2 separate regions of the Homo sapiens genome follow, and region 1 is linked to region 2. The links are chromatin loops, found by intact Hi-C in ENCODE. Cell type or tissue: PC-9. All regions are shown on one strand. Links, peaks and the distances in the headings refer to the core of each region. The heading gives the core; the rest is flanking DNA.

Region 1 (10,419 bases), core at 3,213-7,212, 91 kb after region 2:
ATCGAGACCATCCTGGCCAACATGGTGAAACCCTGTCTCTACTAAACATACAAAAATTAGCTGGGCGTGGTGGCCCGCACCTGTATTCCCAGCTACTCGGGAGGCTGAGGCAGCAGAATCGCTGAGGCAGCAGAACACTGTATTTCCCCAAATCATGGTTCTTGACCAGAAGATTCAGAACCACCAGAAGTTTCTACAAATTCAGAGGTCCTGACCCTTCCTCGCCCCCCTCATCTATCATATCAGAATCCCTGGGTGTTGCCTCTGTAATTTTGAAAGTTTCTCCAAGAGGCTTCATGGTATTCCCACTCCCCTCAACCTGCCCCTGGATCCACTGGTCTTCAATTTGCAGATCCTAGCCCTGGAGATCCAAGAATCAATTCGAATCCACCAACACTATGTTCAGAATGTGAGCTCCTTCCCAAAGGACCATGTCTTATTTGTACCCATGGCCCCTTCAGAGGCACTGACTTCAAGAATGAAGTCTTGTAGATACCATCACATAGAGGATGATGGTTAGTATCTCCAACCCCCAACTCCCCTTCATTAAAAAAATGAAGTCTTGGCTGGGCACGGTGGCTCACACCTGTAATCCCAGCACTTTGGGAGGCCGAGGCGGGCGGATCATGAGGTCAAGAGATTGAGACCATCCTGGCTAATATGGTGAAGCCCTGTCTCTACTAAAAATACAAAAATTAGCTGGATGTGGTGGCCCACGCCTGTAGTCCCAGCTAGTCGAGAGGCTGAGGCAGGAGAATCGCTTGAACCTGGGTGGCGGAGGTTGCAGTGAGCCGAGATCATGCCACTGCACTCCAGCCTGGGTGACAGAGCAAGACTCAGTCTCAAAAAAAAAAAAAAAAAAAAAAAAAAAAGAAGTCTTATAGAAAACACAGACTCTTAGCAACCAACTTTAAGATGGGTGAAAACAAATGCCAAATGGAAGGACCAAGAATCTAGCCAGCAAAGTAATTGACGTGGAGAAGGGAAGATCAGAAAGAAGGTGAGGCTCCCTTGATTGGGCCTTGAAGGCTGAGCAAGATTTTGATAGCAGGTGAAGGGAATCAGGTATTGCAGACGGGGTTCCAGATGCCATCAGGCCTCAGCCCATGCCTTAATATTCTTGAGGCTTTTATTGGCTTAATTTTCCATGTGCAAAATGAAGGGTAGAAAAGCTCCACATGTCCCAGGGAGATGGGGTAGGGGTGGAGGAGCCCAGCCTGCTGGGCCCAAAGTAGATGGTGTGGCTTGGCCCAGAGCAGCCCACACTTTCACTAACCCAAGCTGCGGTCAAGGCCTCTTTGTCCTGTGTCCATGGCCCATTTCTCAGAATACACTGGGGCCACAATACACAGAAGCCACAATCCACCCATGGGAATTCTGCCCAGTGATCTCTGGAGGAGAGAAGCAAATATTGGGGCTGTGGATACTCAAGGGTTAAATGGAGTCTTTCAGACTCAAAGAACAATGAAGGTCAAGAAGAGAGTGATCAGACGAGCTTGCTGGAGGTGGCACCTGGCCAGGCCGGACAGTCAGCATTCTTCCACCTCTCTCTGCCACCCAGTCCATGACTCTTCCTCTCCCACTCAAAACCAGACCTCCAGGTTCCCACCATCCAGCCACACACCCCTCACCCAACCTGGCTGGGATCACCCATCCACCCAGAGGTCACTCAACGTCTTTTGAGGACTTGGGCGCCTGGCTCAGGGTCTTCTTCTGTCTCCCACCTCCTGCTGTCAGTCTGGGGGACCTGAATGTCCACATGGACTTCCCAACACCCTCACCCTTGGCTCTCCTATCTCCCCTTCCCCAACGACCTTCTCTCCATTTCTGCCACCCACATATCACCTGAAACGTCTCCTGTGAAATCTTAAACTCCAGCACCCCCATCTTGGGCCACAACTTTTTCCTTCCTTTCCATAAAACCTGGTCTCCACTCGCAGAGATTCTCCAATTCTCCCGTTCTGTCTCACTCGTTCGAGCACCGGTGCTGCAGTGCCGGCTTTGGACAAGGCCTTCCGCCAGCGCATCTGCTCCTTCCTGGCTCTACTTTCTCCTCTCTTGACCTGCCTGTGATTGGCCACATCATTCATTTTCCCGACACCCTTGATTCCCACACCCCCTCACCCTGCCTTTCCCAGCCCTGGAGGACTCCAGTCATCTGCTTTGTCCATTGCAATTCCCAGGCTACTAGAAGGCATAGGAAAACCACTCAACCGTGCAAACTAGTGCCACTCCAGATTTATGGTCCCTGACTTCAGCCTGGCCCTTCAGCTCCTGGGCTGCTGGTGATCAGCTCCTGTTCTGAAACTTACCACCCTTTCAGGCTTCCGGCCTGTCCCCTCCGTCATGTGTAATTGACAGAGAAAATAGAGATTCTCAGAACTCCCTCAACTACCCTCTCCTCCTCTTCTTTGCTAACCACAGACCCAACCCCACCTCTTCCCAAGACCTAGTTTTCACTCACAGACCACCCAGCCCTGGTGCAACTTGCTCCTCCCTTAGCTGCTGCAGCACCACCCTCTCTTCTGGACCTTCTCTTATTTTCCATCATCCCTTCCCTCTCTCTCCCCTGCTTCTCCTCTGTCCACTGCCTCTATGTTGTGGTTCCTAGAGCTCCAATTCTTGTCTTGCCCTGCTCCTGCACCCCTGATATTCTCATCTAAACCCATGGCTTCTTGCTCTAGTAATTCTGATATCTGTGGCTCATGTCCAAGCTCCACATCCTGGTGAACTTGGATGTTCACCTGTGTATCCCTAGGCACCACCAAAGCAGCATGTCCCCAACTAGTCCTCTTAGCTCTTGCCTCAAACCTCCACCTCCGCAGTCTCTGGATGTTGAGTTAGAGCATCACCTTCCACCCAGCCGGCCAGCCAGAGACCTGGGAGTTGCCTCAGCTCCGTCCTGACCCCTCCCAACACCCCACACAACATCCTATGTATTCTGTCTCAGACATGGTTCCCAAATGCACCCTCTCTCTTCCGCCACACTGCTATGTTTCTTTCCTGCTGCATCATCTTTTGCAATAACCTCTAGTTGCTCCTTGCTTCTGACTATCTCTCACTTTTGTATTTAAGCCAAATTTCCTTCGATGGCCCACAGAGGCCTTCACATTCCAACACATCCAACCTCTCTCTGCTCACCTTCCCTGCCTCTCTCCCTGCCAGCCCCTAATCCAGCTGCCTCCTGGACAAGCTAGAACTGCTCTTAACCCCATGATCATCCATCTGCTGAACCCTCTGGATGGGATAACCTCTCTCCCGCTTCCTTGACTGGGAAACTATTCTTCCTCCAAGATCCACCTTCCCAGACACCCCAGCCCCTCAGGCAGAATTAACTGTGCTCTTCATTCTGTTTCTCTGTACTCAGTTTATCCAATCTACAGCTGTTGGATATTCACTGGTTCCAGTCTGGGGCCTTCATGAATAATGCCTGCCACGAACATTCTTGTACACGATTCACCTCTGGAGTACACATGTCTGAATTGACTGCTTAGATGCTGACCGGCTGCTTCTGAAGAGATATTTGAGAACTCCTGGTCCAGATCTTCACCAGCCCTTCGTTTTATCAGACTTTTACATTTTTGCTAATCTGGAGGGTATGTAGTAGAATCTTCTTGGGATTTTAATTTGCATTTCTTTGATTCCTGATAAGGTCACACACCTCATATATTTATAGCCATTTGGATTTTTCCATATTTATGCATTTGATCCAGTTTTTCCATTGAGTTGCCAATCTTCATACTCATTTGTGGGAGTTCTTTACACATTCTGGAGCTGAGCCCTTTGTCAGTTGCATGTGTTGCAAAACCTTTTCCTGCTCTGTGGCTTCCCTTTTACTCTCTTCATGTTGTCTTCTGAAGAACACAGCTTCTTCATTTTAATGCACCCACATTTGTCAATCTTTTTCTTTATGGTTAGTGTTATTTTTGTGTGTTGTTTAAGAAATCTTTCCCTACCCTGAGGTCACGGAGATTTTTTTTACATTGTCTTATAAAGGCTTTCTTGTTTTGCTTTTCAGATTTAGGTCCTTGCTCCACCTGCAACCCCACGGCACTTGGTACTTATTTCTGTAGCACTGCTAACTCCATCTGTTTATATGTCTGCCTCCTCCACTAAACAAAGACCTCCTTTAGGGCAAACTACAAATCTGTGTTTTAAATCTTTGTATTCAGAGGTCCTAACACAGTGCCCGGCACACAGTAGGCACTTTATCAATGCCCTTGAGTGCCTGGATTGCAGAACCGAGGTACAGCTGCTTCCAAACAGGAAGGCCCTCTCTTCTCAGGAGTCCCACTTTTGCTGACTCTTGCCCTCCCATCAAAAAGCACATGTGTATACTGAGTTCATGTGTGCTGAATGTATGGCACAAGTGTGTACTGAGTGCCTACTGTGTGTGGGTGCTGGGCACAGTTTTAGTGATGCAGAGCCAAAGATGGCGAAGTCTCAGCCTGTACAGTACTCATCACCTGGCACCTGCTTTCCTGACGCAGTTCAGAAACCCCCACACTGATCTGGAAAGCAGAGAGTCCTGGGTGCAAATCCCAGCTCTGCCTCCTGTCATCTGCACCACTCTGGGCAAGTCAATTCAGTATACTGGGTTTCAGCTTTCTACTTTGTCAAAAGGGAAAACAACAGATAACTTTGTGGGTTGTGGTGAGGACAGAGTGGAAGAATAAACATGAAATGCCAAGCGGGTGCTGGAGGCATGGTAAATGTCTAAAGATTGTTGAGTTGAGTAAATGATGGAATGGATGAGTCAGTGAATGAACTGGTTGGGAGGGGGGATGGGCAAGGAGAGCTAGAATTGGGAGGGGCAGTAGGCAGGAGGCAGGGGCTGCTGGGTTCTCCTGCAGGCCTTCCTTGTCATAGTAACTGCTGTCAGCAAATGTTTCCCAGACAGGAATCCCCTTCAGGGCTCCCTTCCCCAACCCACTGCATTTGTTGACTCAAAACCTCCCCACTGCCAATTTAGCCTGCAGTAAGGAAGCGGGGTGGGGAGGGGGAGAGAGGTGTAGGAGGGAGTAAAGCTGTGCAGAAAGGGGTCTTTGTCTGAGCACTGTGTGGCATTTCAGATTTCGGTGGAGGGGTTTTTGTTGCTTTTTTTTTTTTAACCTCCTAAAGAGTTGAGTGGGCTGCACTTGCAATAAGAGGTATCAGAATGAGACAGCAGGGAGGACTTCCAGTGGGCTCTCTGTATTGGACGGTGGAACAATGGAATGGACTGCCAAGGGCCTGGGGAGTCTCTCTGAGGCTTAGACACAGATGCAGGTGCGCTGTTCCCATGGAGGAACTCTGAGGGTCTCAGCCCTGTGCTCCCTCCACAGCTCCTCTCCTTGCTGAGGTGAGAGGTTCCATGTCCAGGAAGCTGTTTTTTTTTGTGTTTTTTTGTTTGTTTGTTTTTTGTTTTAAGGAACAGGGTCTCACTATGTTATCCAAGCTAGTCGTGAATTCCCGGGCTCAAGCGATCAGCCTCCTGAGCAGCTGGGACTACAGGCATGTGCCACGACACCCAGCTCCCAAGAAGCTGTTCTGAACCCAGTAGCCACTGGGCCATCCTGCTGCAAAGCTTAACTGGGGCCTCTTGCCACGTGCTGTTCTCTGGTTCCAGCTCCCTCTCCTGGGGCTCCTGTTGGGGCAGCCCTGGATCCTGGAGGGTTCACAGCTGGACCCAGGCTTTCCCCTGACCCCGCAGAGCCCTTCCACGCAGCCCTACTTCAGGCCTGCCCCATCAGCCTGCCCACCACCCCTGACTCACGTCAAGGAGAGGAGCCGACAGGCCCAGCCTCCCGCCACCCAACCCCAGGCCCTGAGCGTCAGGCCTGTGCCTTCTCCTCCCCGACACCCTCCCTCCACCTTTAGGTGGCTTCGTGCCTCCTCCACGCATGTGCGTGCCTGTGTTTATGGGCTTCTCTCGGGCTGCCCTGTGCCCTCATGTCTGTCTGTGTCTGTGTTTCTGTCCCTGCCTCTCTCTCCCCACGCTGCCTCACTCCTTTCTGTCCTCTCTGTCTGCCTTCCTTTTTGTCTTCTGGTCTGTGTGTCTCTCTCGGACCCTGTCTTTCTTTCCATCAGTCTGTTTCTTTGTGCGTGTCTCTAAGTCACTCTGTCTCTCAGTCTGTCTCTGAATCTGTCTGTCTCTCTTTCAGCGTATGTGTCTCTGTGCCCCCCTCTCCTCTTCTCTGTCTCTGTCCCTGTTGCCGTGTCTCTCTCTGTCCCTCTCACTCAGCGTCCCTGCCATGTCTCTCATGCTCTGGCTCTCCCTCTGAGCCTCTTTCTTCTGGGCACTCAGCAGGCCAGTGTCAGAGTCAGATCCTGGCCAGCCGCCAGACCACTTGCCCCGGTGGCCCGCACCTCTGGCATCACCTCTGGGAGCAGGTTTCCTCACAGCTGCCAGGCGAGAGCAGGCCTTGTGGCCCCCAGTCCTGCCCTGAGAGTGGAGTCCCAGGGGCCTACAACCTGCCTTCACTCAGCGCCTGCTAAGGGCTCCTTTCTTCCCGTCCCCTCCTCCTCCCTCTTCCCGACTTAAATTCAATGCCCTGCAGCCCCAGTCCCCAAAGTCGCTGAGTCCTGGCTGTGAGCCCAGTACCACTCAGAGCTCCACAGGGGCATGGCTGCAGGAACTCCACCCTGACACCCTCAGGAGCTCCCAGGCCAGCTGGGGTGGCCCCACACCCGCACGTAGAAAACAATGTGGACAGCACAGGGCAAAAGAGTCAGGGCCCAGTGTGGCCACAGACTGAAAATCCCAAAGGAAGGGAGACACGAGTCAACATCAGGGAGGTTAGATTCAAGCTGGACAGGACTGTGTCAAATGGAGATGGCCAGAGAGGACATACGCATGACAGGACCCTGCCTGGCACAGGCGTCGAGGATGGACTCATTAAGGGACCCTGAGCTGAAGGGTAGTGGTTTCAGGGCTGGAATTAAAGTTTGTACACACCCTTGAGAGTAAAAAGATTAAAAACGATTCTCATGGAGGTATGTGTGGGGAGGCAGAAGTTTTCAGAAGTGAAGATGATATCTAAATTGGATTCCAAATCCACTCAAGGTGAAGGAGAGGGAAAAGCTATTTCAGGCTAAAGAGCCAGCAGAGAGGAAGGGAAGGGCTCAGAGAGAGTGGTGGGAGGGACATGGGACAGAACGGGGGCCCTGGTGCGGCACCCCAGGGCTCTAGACTCTATCTGCAGCTGCCAGGGGAGCGTTTTGAGAAGGAGAGTGACACTATACGCTTTTATTTATTTTGGCTTTTTAATAAGTTACTGGCAGCTGTCTGGAGAAGGGATGGGCAGGAAGGGAGACTGAGGGTGGGAAGAGCAGCTAGCAGCTCCTGCAATAGTCCTGGCAAGAGCCGAAGAGGGGCCTGCTGGGGCTGGGTTCATGGGAGTGGGGACAAGAGGACACCTTCAGAGCACCTTCTGAGGCAGACCAGAAAGGGTGGGGCAAGGAAGAAGTGGGGGTTGTCTGAAGCTTCCGACTTCGGGACACCAGGGAGAAGGAGAGGTTTGGAGAAAAAGACCAAGCACCTTGGGGTTGAGATGTCCACGGGACTTCCTGGGGTGGAACTCCCTCCTTTCCACTCAGGGCAGCTGGACATAAGATATGGAGGCCTACAAGTGGCCCGGGTGGCAGAGAGAGGTCTAGGAGTTGGTGGTTCCTGAGGCCAAACAGAGGCTGAGCTTGGGGCCGGGCGAGGTGGCTCACACCTGTAATCCCAGCACTTTGGGAGGCCGAGGCGGGCGGATCACCTGAGGTCAGGAGTTTGAGACCAGTCTGGCCAACATGGTGAAAACCCGTCTCTACTAAAAATACAAAAATTAGCCAGGGGTGGTGGCGGGAGCCTGTAATCCCAGCTACTCAGGAGGCTGAGACCAGAGAATTGCTTGAACCCAGGAGGCGGAGCTTGCAGTGAGCCGAGATGGCGCCGCTGCACTCCAGCCTGGGCGACAGAGCAAGACTCTGTCTCAAAAAAAAAAAGAAGCTGAGCTTGGGTCTGATCTATTATGGCTGGTTCCAGCTCCAAAGCAAGAAAGGGGTACACAGTCACTCCAGAAAGCCCTGAGTCCACTTCCCCAGTGTCTTCTCACCCACAGCCCCACCTTCCCACACCCTACACACACACACACACACACACATATGCACACACGTGTGCACACAGAGAACCGGATCAGCAATGGCACCCAGTGTTTCAGGCCAACCAACAAGCATTTTCAAATGCAAATTCCCTCCTTCCACCCCCACTCGTTCCTCACACAACTGCTCTCTGAGCAGCTGGGGGCAGAGTCGGGGAAGGGGGGGATGAGGGGCAGCAAAAATAAATCCCATTTTCTGCTCCTTTTCAATGCTGGGCAGCAATCCCCTGCTGCCTCCCCTCCCTCTCCACAGATGGGGGATTAGACTGGCCTCAGGTTCGGCTCTGCCCGAGGGGAGGGTGACAGGCAGGGCAGGGGCTGAGCTGGGGAGGGGTGCAAGTGTTCAGTGACAGGGCTAAGAATAACAGCTTCCATCAGGCCTGACGCCCTCTCCCACTTGCCATGGCTCAAGTTGTTCCTGCGTGAGGGAGACAGACAGACAGATACAGGGCTGGGTGTATCTGTGCATGAGACAAAGACCAAAGCTGGGGGTGCAGTTGTAGGGGACAAGCTGGCAGGCAAATCGCATGGATGTGACTGGGAGAGGCTGGAGACAGAGTGACCGACCCATGTGACAGTGAGATGGCAAAGGAGGGAGAGCATGTTCCATGTGTTTGAGTGTGTGTGTGTCAGAGGCTGTGTGAAGGCCCTTGTGAGAGAGGCTGTTGATATGTGGAAGAAAAGGCCGCAGGCAGGAGCAGGTGGGCAAGGCTGGGTCTGAGCATGTGGGCATCCTCAGGGCATTTATGAGTGACCGAGATGGGGGCAGCAGGGGCGGCCTGGCAGCAGATCTTGCTCTGCTGGGGCTGGGAGGCCTCTGTGCAGGGCAGTCAGGTGGCGGCAGAGAGCGCCGGAATGCTGCCTTCTTCTGTCTGAAGGGCAAGTGGGGAGGGAAGGTGTGTGTGCACGTGGGTGTGTCTGAGGGTGTGGACTCAGTGAACAAGTGTGTGCTGCATATAAGGGTGTGTCTTGTATTCGTGTTAACTGTGTGTCTGTGTGAGAGTGTGTTAGGGTATGTCTCTCTTTGTACATGTGTGTACAGTTTATTTCTGAGTGTGTGTGCTTATGAGCATTTGTGAATGAATGTGTGTCTGTGTGTGAGTGTGTGTAGATAAATGGGCACATCTGTGGGTGAACATGCATGTGTATATATGAATGTGTATACATGAGTGTGTACATGTATGTGTATGTGTGTGTATGAGTGTGTGTATGAATGTGTGCATATGGCTGTGTGTGTCTGTGTGTATGTGTGCTTAAGAGTGTGTGTGGGGGCTGGGAGCGGTGGCTCACGCCTGTAATCCCAGCACTTAGGGAGACCAAGGCCGGTGGATCACTTGAGGTCAGAAGTTTGACACCTGCCTGGCCAACATGGAGAAACCCCATCTCTACTAAAAATACAAAATTAGCTGGGCGTGGTGGCACATGCCTGTAATCCCAGCTACTCGGGAGGCTGAGGCAGGAGAATCACTTGAACCCGGGAGGCAGAGGTTGCGGTGAGCTGAGTTCGCACCATCACACTCCAGCCTGGGCAACAAGAGCAAAACTCCATCTCAAAAAAAAAAAAAAAGAGTGTGTGTGTGTATGCATGCTTAAGAGTGTGTGTGCATGTGTGTGTAGGCACACGATGGGATCCCCAGGCCCTCAGCCTGCCCAGCCGCCCTCACTTGCCTGTGGCACCCAGCAGCTGGTGAGGGACTGTGCAGCCGGGTCTCTAAATCCATCTCCTGGTTTCCAGTGTAGAGCGAGCTAAAGATCAGGGCCACGGGCAGGAGGCTGCCTCATTCTCCTCCTTTCCAGGATGGAGCAGGAAGAGCCAGTGCCAGCGTTCCGAGCTTGCAGTGAACGCACCCAGCCGCCCGCCTCAGCCTGCAGTCATTAGCTGGCAGTGCAGCGATGCCTCCGTTTACTGACAGCATGTGTTCGGGGAGGGGCATACCATTTGAATTTTTGTACGTGAATCACAAACGCCAGGGGAGATCCTTAAAACAGACCTAGACCTACGACAGACCATTTCTCCTCCAGCCAGCGCTTCACGTAGCGTGTGGCGCCCTGGCCTCGTCCAAGCAGCTGTCTGGGAGGATGGCTTCTTCCCCGGATTTGCCCAATCTGGGCCCTCCGCCTTGACTTCAACAGCCAGTGAGGGTCCACCTCGCCCAGGTATCTGCCCATCTATAACATCACCTAGAGGGGTTCTTTAATTCAGGACCTTATGAAGCCAACTAAATGGTTCGTTGAGAATGACTAAACTCCACCTTGGAAAGAAAATCATAAACATTCTACTACCTGGCTAAGC
Region 2 (10,419 bases), core at 3,043-7,042:
ATTGGAAGCAAAGGACTTACAAGACAAGGTCCTCGACAGGAACAAAAGAGTCACCCCCACCAACGCTCTTGCCAGAAATGAGCTGAAATTCTTGGAGAAGTCTCGGAGCCAAAATTCTCAGGGAGAAGTCCCAGAAGACTGCCCATCAGGCGAGGAAATGTAGGGAAAATGTAATGTGTAAAATGATGAGCTGGAGAACCATCAACGAGACTGCACTGAGCTATGTCTTAATGAGGCGAACTCCAAAGACGCTTTTCCTTTAATCTGGCATTTGAAACGAAACACTGCTAAGACGCCCCCACCTCACCCACCCCACCCTCATGCGTTGCCATGACTACTCAAGTTCTTAGACCATGAAAGAACAACCTCAGCATTTTCCTCTGCAACAAAAGAAAATTATTCCAGGTTTCTAGGTAAAGAACTCCAAGGAATGGGACCTGTTACTGGATAGCAGGTTCTTCAGAATTGCTAGGGATGAAATCTGAGCCTACAGGGACCACAGCTGTCTGAAAAGCCAGTGGAAGGAAACTGAGGGTGACAGGGCCCCCACTCTCACCCAAGCTCACACAGCCCATGCTCTGTCACCATGGCTGGTTCCCTCCCCTCAGCTGGACCTCATTTGCTCCTGCAATGAAGCAAGTTAAAAGAAAACACATCCCCTGTCCATATGGGAAGGGGCAGGGGGTGGGAGAGAGCAGGTCCCGGCTCAGTAGGTCCCAGGGTGGCAGCAAAAGGTGACTTCGCCTGCTCTCTAGTTTGGCGTGCTCTCGAGACAACCAAGGGAGGCCAACCTGTGGCATGGCTAGGAAGCCCCTCCAAGACCCCCTTGAAAGCCTGAGGTCCTGCTAATGAGGGCCAATCTAAGCTTTCTCCCAAATCCAGAAAGCAAAATCGAGGAAGCAACAGCTGGACAGGCAACCTGCTCCCTCACGCTCCCTCCTGAGCCTGAGCTTCAAGTGGAAACCCAGACACTGCTCTCGACGTCTCCCTTTCCTTCATCCTCCACATTCAATCCTTCATCGCCTTTTGAGACTACTTCCTAAACATTTCTCAAATCAATCCACCTCTTTCTCCATCGCCATTGTCTTGGTTCAGGCCTCACCATCTCTAGTCTGAAGTGTTCCTCCAGACCACGTCCACACTAGGGCGAGAGTGATCATTTCAGAACACAAATCTGATCAGGTCACCTCCTGCCAAAAATGCTTCAGTGGCTCCCATCGCCTTTGGGATAAATTTTCACATTCGTTAGAAAGACATGCAAGGCCTTTCATGATGGACGCCCCCATTCCTACTCACTCTACTCCAGACATAAAGAAAACATTTCCCCAACTTACACATTCTTGTGTAAGAATGGGGCCTTCACAAATTGTTCTCCTCTTCTTAGAAAGGCCTTCCCTGACCCAGCATGCTGGATATCTTCTGCTTACCACGCCAGATCCACTCTCCAGCCTGCTCTGTGCCCCAAAGTCTGCCCTGTATAGATCACATCAATCAGCTCCAGTGCCCTCTGGCTCCTGGTTGGGTTTGGCCAATGGGGACCACCAGCAAGAGTTTGGAAGACAGGAAAGAATGAGGTCAAGGCAATTGATTCCCTCCTTGTAAGGTTGCATCAGGCTGGCTGATTCCCTAGAGGGAAGCTGACCTGAATGACACGACTCTCCCTCTTTCCAGGGTACAGGCTGCCCCTCTCCCATGTCTTCTGGCCTAGGGGTGGAAACAGCTCTGCTGCCACTGACCCTGAGTTTCTGTACTATCTTGTGTTGTTCTCCCACACTCTGCCTAAACCTTTGCAAATAACCTCTTTGTGCATAAACCCTCATCAAATCATCCTAACTTAAGGGGGCCTGTTCCCTTTTAGGACCCTGACCAATGCACTCATCCTTTGCCTTTGCCAAATCATAGCCATTCCTTGGGACTACACTCAGGCATCCCCTCCTCCAGGAAAGCTTCCCTATTCACCCCAGGCTGGTTCAGCTGCCCTTCCCCGTGGGCTCCCAGAGCTTCTGTATGCTCCTGTTGCAGCTCTTCCCACACTACTGCAAAAGCCAGTCATTTGTACTAAATCTGAGTCTGCAGAGGGTGACTGAAGTTGAGTATCTTTTGTGGGTCTGAGGGGAAGGTTTGGAATGGGGTAGAGTGAGGAGTCTGGCTTCTGCTGAGGGATGGCCCCCCAAGTCACCTCCAGGAAGGGTATATGGTTTAGTTGAGGAAGAAAGCACCTGAGATCAGTGTGGGATGGGACAATGTGTCGTTGCTCATCCCTGCACCCCAGAATCTGGCACAAAGCAGGCCTTCAGAAAACATTTGCTGAGTGAAGGAAAGAAAAAGTTGTAGCTCAGAGTGAGACCCTGCCAGAGACCCACGGGGAAAAAGTGCAGCATCCCTTTGTGGTTGTCAGTTGTAGGAGCTGGTGTTCCTCAGACCAGGACACAGGGGGTCAGTCAGATCACAGACCAAAGGGCCAGAGGAAAGGCTGTTATTTGAAGAAGACCCCCGCCGGGAGCGGTGGCTCACACCTGTAATCCCAGCACTTTGGGAGGCCGAGGCAGGCGGATCATGAGGTCAGGAGATCGAGACCATCCTGGATAACACGGTGAAACCCCATCTCTACTAAAAATACAAAAAATTAGCCAGATGTGGTGGTGGGCACCTGTAGTCCCAGCTACTCGGGAGGCTGAGGCAGGAGAATGGCATGAACCCGGGAGGAGGAGCTTGCAGTGAGCCGAGATCGCACCACTGCACTCCAACCTGGGTGACAGAGCAAGACACTGTCTCAGAAAAAATAAAAAAATAAAAAATAATAAAAATAATACAATAAAAAAGACCCCCAACTCCAGGACATGAAAACCATGTCCGTGTGCATGGGGAGAGGGCAAGGGAGATGTGCTGATCGGTTTCAACAGCTGGGCTTCCTGAGGAAAAGGAGTGAACAGCCTCCCTCAGCCTGCGGGGACACAGTGGAAGTGTTCCTCCTTGTCCTTGAGCTGAGAGCCCTGCGAACCCCGGCATCAACCCCAGGGAAACTCACATAAGTTTGCTGAAATCAATTATTAAAAGCCCAGGGGCTCTTCCAAAGGACCCAGCAGTACTCTCCCCGATACGTTACCAAATCATTCATTCATTCTTTCAGCAAAATTTATGGGGATCTGCTCTTTGCAAAATTCTTCCCTTTTATTTATTCTGTTAAAATTCTATCCAAAAGGGAAAAGTCATTTTTTTCCTTCCAGTCAGTGTCCCCAGTGGACCCTGCAAGAAGCCTAGCAGGGGCCGGGCGCAGTGGCTCACGCCTGTAATCCCACCACTTCGGGAGGCCGAGGCGGGCGGATCACCCGAGGTCAGGAGTTCAAGACCAGGCTGGCCAACAGGGCGAAACCCCTTCTCTACTAAAAATACAAAAATTAGCCGGGTGTGGTGACGCGTGCCTGTAATCCCAGCTACTTAGGAGGCTGAGGTAGGAGAATCACTTGAACCTGGAAGGCAGAAGTTGCAGTGAGCCGAGATTGCGCCACTGTACTCCAGCCCGGGCAACAGAGTGAGAGTCCATCAAAAAAAAAAAAAAAAAAAAGGAAGGCTAACAGGGGCAGAGGGTGGGCTTCCAGGTAGAAAGGCCCTGCGGCACCTGGACAAATCATGGAAGATTGGGCAGACATGGTGGGTGGAAGGTGGAATAGTGAACTGGTATAGCAAGAGGGCTCTAGAGCTCTAGCTCCCCGCTTTTCTAGATATGTGGCCTTAGGCAAGTTACCTCATGTCTCTGTTACTCGGCTTCCTCCAATGCAGAATGGTGATCATAATAGGACCTAGTGAAATGAATTTGCTGTGAAAATGAGATAAAATCAAATATTCTCCATGAGGTCACCTAGAGCAGTGGGTCCCAAACCCTATCAGACCCAGTGCTCCCGTTTTTACATCAAATATTTTGTAAGTCCACCTTGACTATTCCGAAATGAAATTTATAGATGATACAACCCACCTATGCAGATATTTTTTAGAAAATCAATATACCACCCTAACTATAAGATAATGAACAAAAAGGAAAATAACTCAGAATAAACGAATACACATTGTGATCTAGAAATGCCTGGGCATAACTACACTAGAAGAGATAATGTAGTCAAAGGATTGCACTTATTTGTAATAAATGAGTTTGAATGTAAGAGAGGTAAAATAATATTTACTGGAACATTATGGGTACTTCTTTATATTTGGTGTTCTGAAACAAGACTAAATAAGTATTATACAGTCATACAGATATGTAGAATCATTACTCATTTATAAATGCAGATGAATAGAGGTGTGTTGTTTTGACAACTCAAATACTATGAACATATTACTGTTGGTATTGTGGTTTTCTGAAATGGTAAACAACTCCTGGGAAAGATAAAATACAGTGTTCTTTCCATTTATATGATGGTAGCATTCATTAAAAATTCAGTGAATATTAAAATTTTACCACAGGGCCGGGCGCGGTGGCTCACACCTATAATCCCAGCACTTTGGGAGGCCCAGTCGGGCGGATCACTTAAGGTCAGGAGTTCAAGGCCAGCCTGGCCAACATGGTGAAACAAAAATACAAAAAAATTAGCTGGGCGTGGTGGCAGGCATATGTAATCCCAGCTACTAGGGAGGCTGAGGCAGGAGAATGGCTTGAACCCAGCAGGTGGAGGTTGAGGTGACCAGAGATCATGCCACTGCACTCCAGCCTGGGCGACAGCGAGTCTCTGTCTCAAAAAATAAATAAATAAATAAACAAAATTGTACAAAAGTACTTTGTGTTTATATACAAATTAGAATTAGGTTCTAGGCTCAGACCAATATGAAGAGGTTTTCTACCTACATGAGTATCTGGTGGGGCATTCAAATGTCAGGAGACGTGCGGGAGAAATCTTCATCATACAAGACTGCCTTGCCTAGGGCAGGGAGTCTGGCTGCCCTCTGACTCCACCTCAGTAGTGCCCCCAACCAATGTAACAAACACCACACGTTTCTAAAGTGCCTCTAGGGGGCAGCACTATCCCCATTGACGATTAGTGGGCCAGAGTTTATGGGGTTATCCAATAGGTAGCCTACCAAGGAATGCAGGATGACAGGCATACAATCTCCAGAAATGCAGAGCAGACAGTCAGCGTTAGGGAACTCTATCAGCACTTCACATTCCGACTCTGCTGTTTTGCTGTGTTCTGCTACGTTTTTGTTTGGTAGGGGCCATAGGGCAAGGCCATTCCCCAGTGGACAGCGGATGAGATCTCTCCTGAAGAGAGTGAAGAAGAAATCAGCACCAAAACAGACAGAGCTGTCGCACAGACTTCCAAGTTAAAAAAAAAAAAAAAGTCTCTCCAAACTGATACACCCTTGTATTTTTCTTCCCTGGACGATTATTGGGAGCTCTTTGAAAAGAATATCATCAGCATTCTTTGCAAATAACCCTCAGTTTGCTCACCTCTTGCTCCACTGTGAACATCACAGAGTATTTCACAAGGTTGTAACATTTCGCCTCTCAACTGAATGTATCTAAAGAAAAGCCACTGTCTTTTGCGGATATAAAACCGCACTTCTAGCAAGACTGGTCAAGGCACTGGGGTGAGGTAGTAAGCTAGTGTTTGCCCACCCCATTCCTTCTTGATGCAGCCTTAATGATCAAAAAACCTCACTTGAATCTGAGGTTTATTTACCACCAAAAGGAGCAATCATTTCTAATCATCCCAGGAAGAGACAGATCCTCAAACAGAACTCTGGGATTCAGATGGTGGCACCAGACCCAAGGGGAACTCTCATTTCCTTCTCAGCTTCATTCTTTATTTAGTGGGTCCATCTGAACTTTCAAGAGCACAGCTGTCCCAGCTTCTGCCCCGAGGCCAGGGCTGGTGCCATGGCACTGACCACGCGGAGGCAGCCCCCACACTGGTGAAGGCAGGCCCTGAGCCCTCACAATCAAGTCGTATCTTGTAAACCAGATTTTATAGGCTCATGTTACTCTCTCTGTTTATTTCTGTTGTTCTCCCCAACCTGTGGTAAAGGCTGGTCTGAGGAATCCAGCCTGGTCTCAGCTACCCTGTGTGTGTTGAAGGGTGGGGATGATGGGTGAGAAATCTCAAGGGGAAATTCTAGTCACTCCTCTCCACACAGAGACTCTCCCTTTATTGCTAAGCTTGCAGGAATGGGCTTTAATTCATTAGAAAAGGTGGCGACTTTTCCTCCACAGGATCTGGTGGAGCCAGGGAGGCCCTAGTTTTAGATGAACCAGGTAAGACACCAGGAAGGGGTCTCAAGCCCATGGGCTAAGCCCCCTGGCAGGTTATTAGAATTTGAGAATAGCATGAAGGCTGACTTGGTAGCAAGGAGCTGTGATGTTGGTGCCCAATTTGTAGGCTGCAGGGAGCACATTTTGTATCTATTTGCCAGGAGACAAAGTGGGCCCACCAATAGTTGATGGGGGTAAGTGTACCTTTCAGAGATAGTGGCTCCGTCCACAGATAGAATGGATCCAGCAAAGTTGGGAACCAAGCAGGCTGGACACATGTCACCTACTGTATCAGTCCATTTTCACCCTGATAATAAAGACATACCTGAGACTGGGTAATGTATAAAGAAAAAGAGACTCACAGTTCCATATAGCTGGGGAGGCCTCACAGTCATGGCGGAAGGTAAAAGGCACATCTTACGTGGTGGCAGGCAAGAGAGAATGAGAGCCAAATGGAAGAGGAAACCCCTTATAAAAGCATCAGATCTCATGAGACTGATTCACTACCATGAGACCCGTATGGGGGAAACCTCCCCCATGATTCAGTTATCTCCCACTGGGTTCCTCCCACAACACATGGGAATTATGGGAGCCACAATTCAAGTTGAGATTTGGGTGGGGACACAGCCAAACTATATCACCTACATACGTTTTTGAGGACAGAGAAGGAGCCAAGAGAAAAAGAGAACAAATACGCAAATAAACAAAATAGAAATAAAAACTAAAGGTGTTTTCTCAAGATTTATTTCTCATTATCTTCCACTCTCCTCAGGAGTCAAAGTCAGCATGGTCCCAGGAAGCCCCTAGAGGCAGGGGAAGCTGCATCAGGACGGGGACTAAAACAGCTCCATCTTAAAGAGAAACTGACATCATCTCCGAAAGCCCTGAGGAACGTGCTCTTACACAGACCTGAGTGTTGGGGCCGCTCACTTTAGCAAGCACAGCAGCAGCCTAAACATCGCTGACACCTCCACCATCTGGCCTTTGGCTCCACAGAGCTGCTACCCCAACTTGGGGCACACTTTGGGAGAGAACCAGAGGGAAAAACCTCTCAGTAGTAAATGTGGATCTCACAAAGCCTGTGCGCGCGAGCAATGGTTCTCAGCCCTGCGTGCACTTTAGAATCACCCGCGGAGTTTTTAAACACCCCCATGCCTGGACCCCACCACCAGAGGTTCTGATTTAATTGATCTGGAGTAGGACCCAGGCATGGATATGTTTTCAAAGCTCCCCAGGTGATTCTAATGTACAGCCAGAGATGAGAACCACCACGTTATACAATAGGAGAGGCCCTCAGGCTCTCACTCAGATCCCAGTTACTCTTAATTTATATATACTTCGAACAATCCTGTTGTCTGGTTTTCTAGCTGTTATAAGATTAAAAGCAGTGCTTTTAGAAGGGGAGAGAAAGGCTGTTAATGAAAAGACACTAAAAGCAGCAAGACAGAACACATGGAAGTCTGATCACAGGGTAAAGATAGAAAACCTATAAAAAGCAAGCACAGCATCCAACCTCTCCCCACTCCAGCATATCCTATTTACAGTCAAGGCCTGAGGGCTCACTTGATGGGGAGGAGGGAGCATGATGGCTGCAGTGTGAAGGGCAAGTGATAAATATTGACTGTCCGTGATGTGAAAGGCGTGTGTAGACAGTTGCTACAAACGTTAGCTCATTTAATTCTCATTACAGCCCTGTAAGTATTATTATCCCATTTTATAGGTGAAGATACCAAGACACAGGGAGGATCCTTGGTTTGCTCAAAGTTGCACCAGCAGTGAGCTGCAAAGCTGGATTTGAATGTCAAATGTCAATCCGTTTGATTCAAAAGCTCACATCTGTTAGAAAGTGCCACATCTGCCTGTTAAGCTGATATTTCTGCCTGTTAAGCTGGTATTTCTAATGATGACCCAAAGTCTAGAGCTGCGTTACCTTCAGTGTCCAGCTGTTCAAGATGTTCACTTTAGGAATAGTTACACACACACACACACACACACACACACACACACACACACAAATACGTGCTTTTTAACAGTGATGAAAGAATTGAGTACCCATCTGGGAAATAAATAAATAAATAAATAATACACGTTATTTCCCAGCTCACGCCATTTGTCAAAATGAATACCAGATGGATAAAGAAGGAAATGAAATCATAAAGGTACTAGAAGAAAATATGAGTGAATATTTTATAATCTTAGGATGGGGAAGGACTTTCTAAACATGTCAACAAAAGTAGAAACCATAGAGGAAAAGATTAATAGATTTGACTACAAAAAAAATCAAAAACTTCTGTACATCAAAACCCACCATAAATTGAAACAATATTCAGCCTCACTAACATTCAAAGGAAAGAAAATTAAAACGGCAATAAGAGACCTTTTTTTGCTGATCAGATTGGCAATGATTAAAAAGAATTATCATACTGAAGAGCTGGCGCGGGTGGGGGAATTTGCACTCACTCACGGTTGGAGGGGGTGTAAACTGGTATAAAGGCATTTTGGCAATATGTATGAAAAAAGCCTAAGAAGGCACATATCTTTGACCCAGAAATTCCATGTATAAAAATGGAAAGGACAGGATTGATTCACTATACACACAAATGCATATGTGCAAGGATTTTATTCACTGATACACTGTTTGGAATATTGAAAAACCGGAAGCAACCTGAAAGTTTAACAAAAATAAATTAGTCAAATAAATTATGCTACACATAAAAAGCAATACTATATAGCTATCAAAAATGGTGCTGTATAGACAGACCGATGGAACAGACTAGAAAGCACAGAAACAGACCCAAGGAAATATGAGAATTTGGTCTTTGAAAAATATCAAATCAGTGAGACAAAGATAGATTTTTAAATAAATCGTATTTGGCTAACTGGAAAAAGATAGAAGCTGGATCAATATTTCTCACAGTACGCCAGGATAAATTTCAGCTGGACCAGAGATATAAATGTGGAAAATAAAACCATAAAATTGCCAGAATAATAATAGAACTCTTTTATAATCTTGGAGCAGTGAAGACCTTTCTGATTCAAAAATCAAGAAGTCATGAAATAAAAGACTGAAAAATACATCTACATAAAAATCTTAAAACTCCTGCATGGCAAAAACCCCATGAGCAAAGTAGAAAAATAAATGGTTAACTGAAAAAAAAATTACAACTCATTTCACAAAAGGCTAATCACTCTAATACATATTTGTTTCTATAAATCAAAACCAATATCCCAATAAAAAGGTACCCATTTTCAGAAAAAAAACACAAATGGCTTTTAAGCATATGAAAGAATGTTCAACCTCATCTATAATAACAGGAGAGCAAATTATATAGGAATTGCAATGATATACTCACTTTTCACCTATCAGATTTGCACATATCCAAAATATACTCACTCGCTAATGTTGTAGGGAAACAGATACCCTCATTCTTTGCTGGCAGGAGTGCAACATGGTACACCCTTATGAAGGGCAATTTGGTATTTTCTATTGATGTTACTGCTAATCTATTTTCCCCTTGATTCATCAGTCCTACTCTCAGAATTTTTCCTGCAAATATATTTGCATATGGACAGAAATGACATATGTACATATTATAGAATTAAGTATAATAGCAGACTATCAGAAATATTTCAAATGTCCAATTATATGGGTTGGTTAGATATTATGATCCATCCATACCATGAAATACCAGGAAGCTCTCTATATACTGATATGAGAAGTCTCCACTACATGCCATGAAATTTTTTTGGTTATATATGTTTTTGTTTTGTTTTGTTTTGTTTTTTTGAGACAGAGTCTCGCTCTGTCTCCCAGGCTGGAGTACAGTGACCCAATCTCGGCTCACTGCAAGCTCCGCCTCCCATGTTCATGCCATTCTCCTGTCTCAGCCTCCCAAGTAGCTGGGACTACAGGTGTCTGCCACCAGGCCCAGCTAATTTTTTGTATTTTTAGTAAAGACGGGGTTTCACCATGTTAGCCAGGATGGTCTCGATCTCCTGACCTCATGATCCGGCCGCCTCGGCCTCCCAAAGTGCTGAGATTACAGGCGTGAGCCACTGTGTCCGGCCTTGTTTTGTTTTTTTAAGGAAGGTGCCAGAGGGGAGGGATGAACAGGTGGAAACGGGGGATTTTTAGGGCAGTGAAAATACTCTGTATGATTCTATAGTGGTGGATATAT

Evidence for each region. A loop is a pair of places that touch in the nucleus more often than their neighbours do. Peaks named below come from ENCODE experiments on the same cell type or tissue, not always from the same donor. Only the 100,000 strongest peaks of a DNase experiment are listed, where the experiment ranks them.
Region 1: it touches region 2 in a loop (2.7-fold over the local background); 1 of 110 quality-filtered maps calls a loop at or near these places.

The regions. Positions count from the first base shown.
Region 1 is chr3:184,631,336-184,641,754 of GRCh38, reverse strand. No RefSeq gene overlaps it. Among named protein-coding and RNA genes, the nearest start is that of EPHB3, 75 kb to the right of the region's middle. In PC-9, for the core only: no CTCF peak of the experiment used is centred there; a DNase peak (open chromatin) is centred at 4,714.
Region 2 is chr3:184,722,232-184,732,650 of GRCh38, reverse strand. All of the region lies in intron 2 of LOC107986163 (a long non-coding RNA gene), which reads right to left. Among named protein-coding and RNA genes, the nearest start is that of MAGEF1, 15 kb to the right of the region's middle. In PC-9, for the core only: CTCF peaks have their summits at 4,782 and 4,982 (motif pointing right); a DNase peak (open chromatin) is centred at 5,040.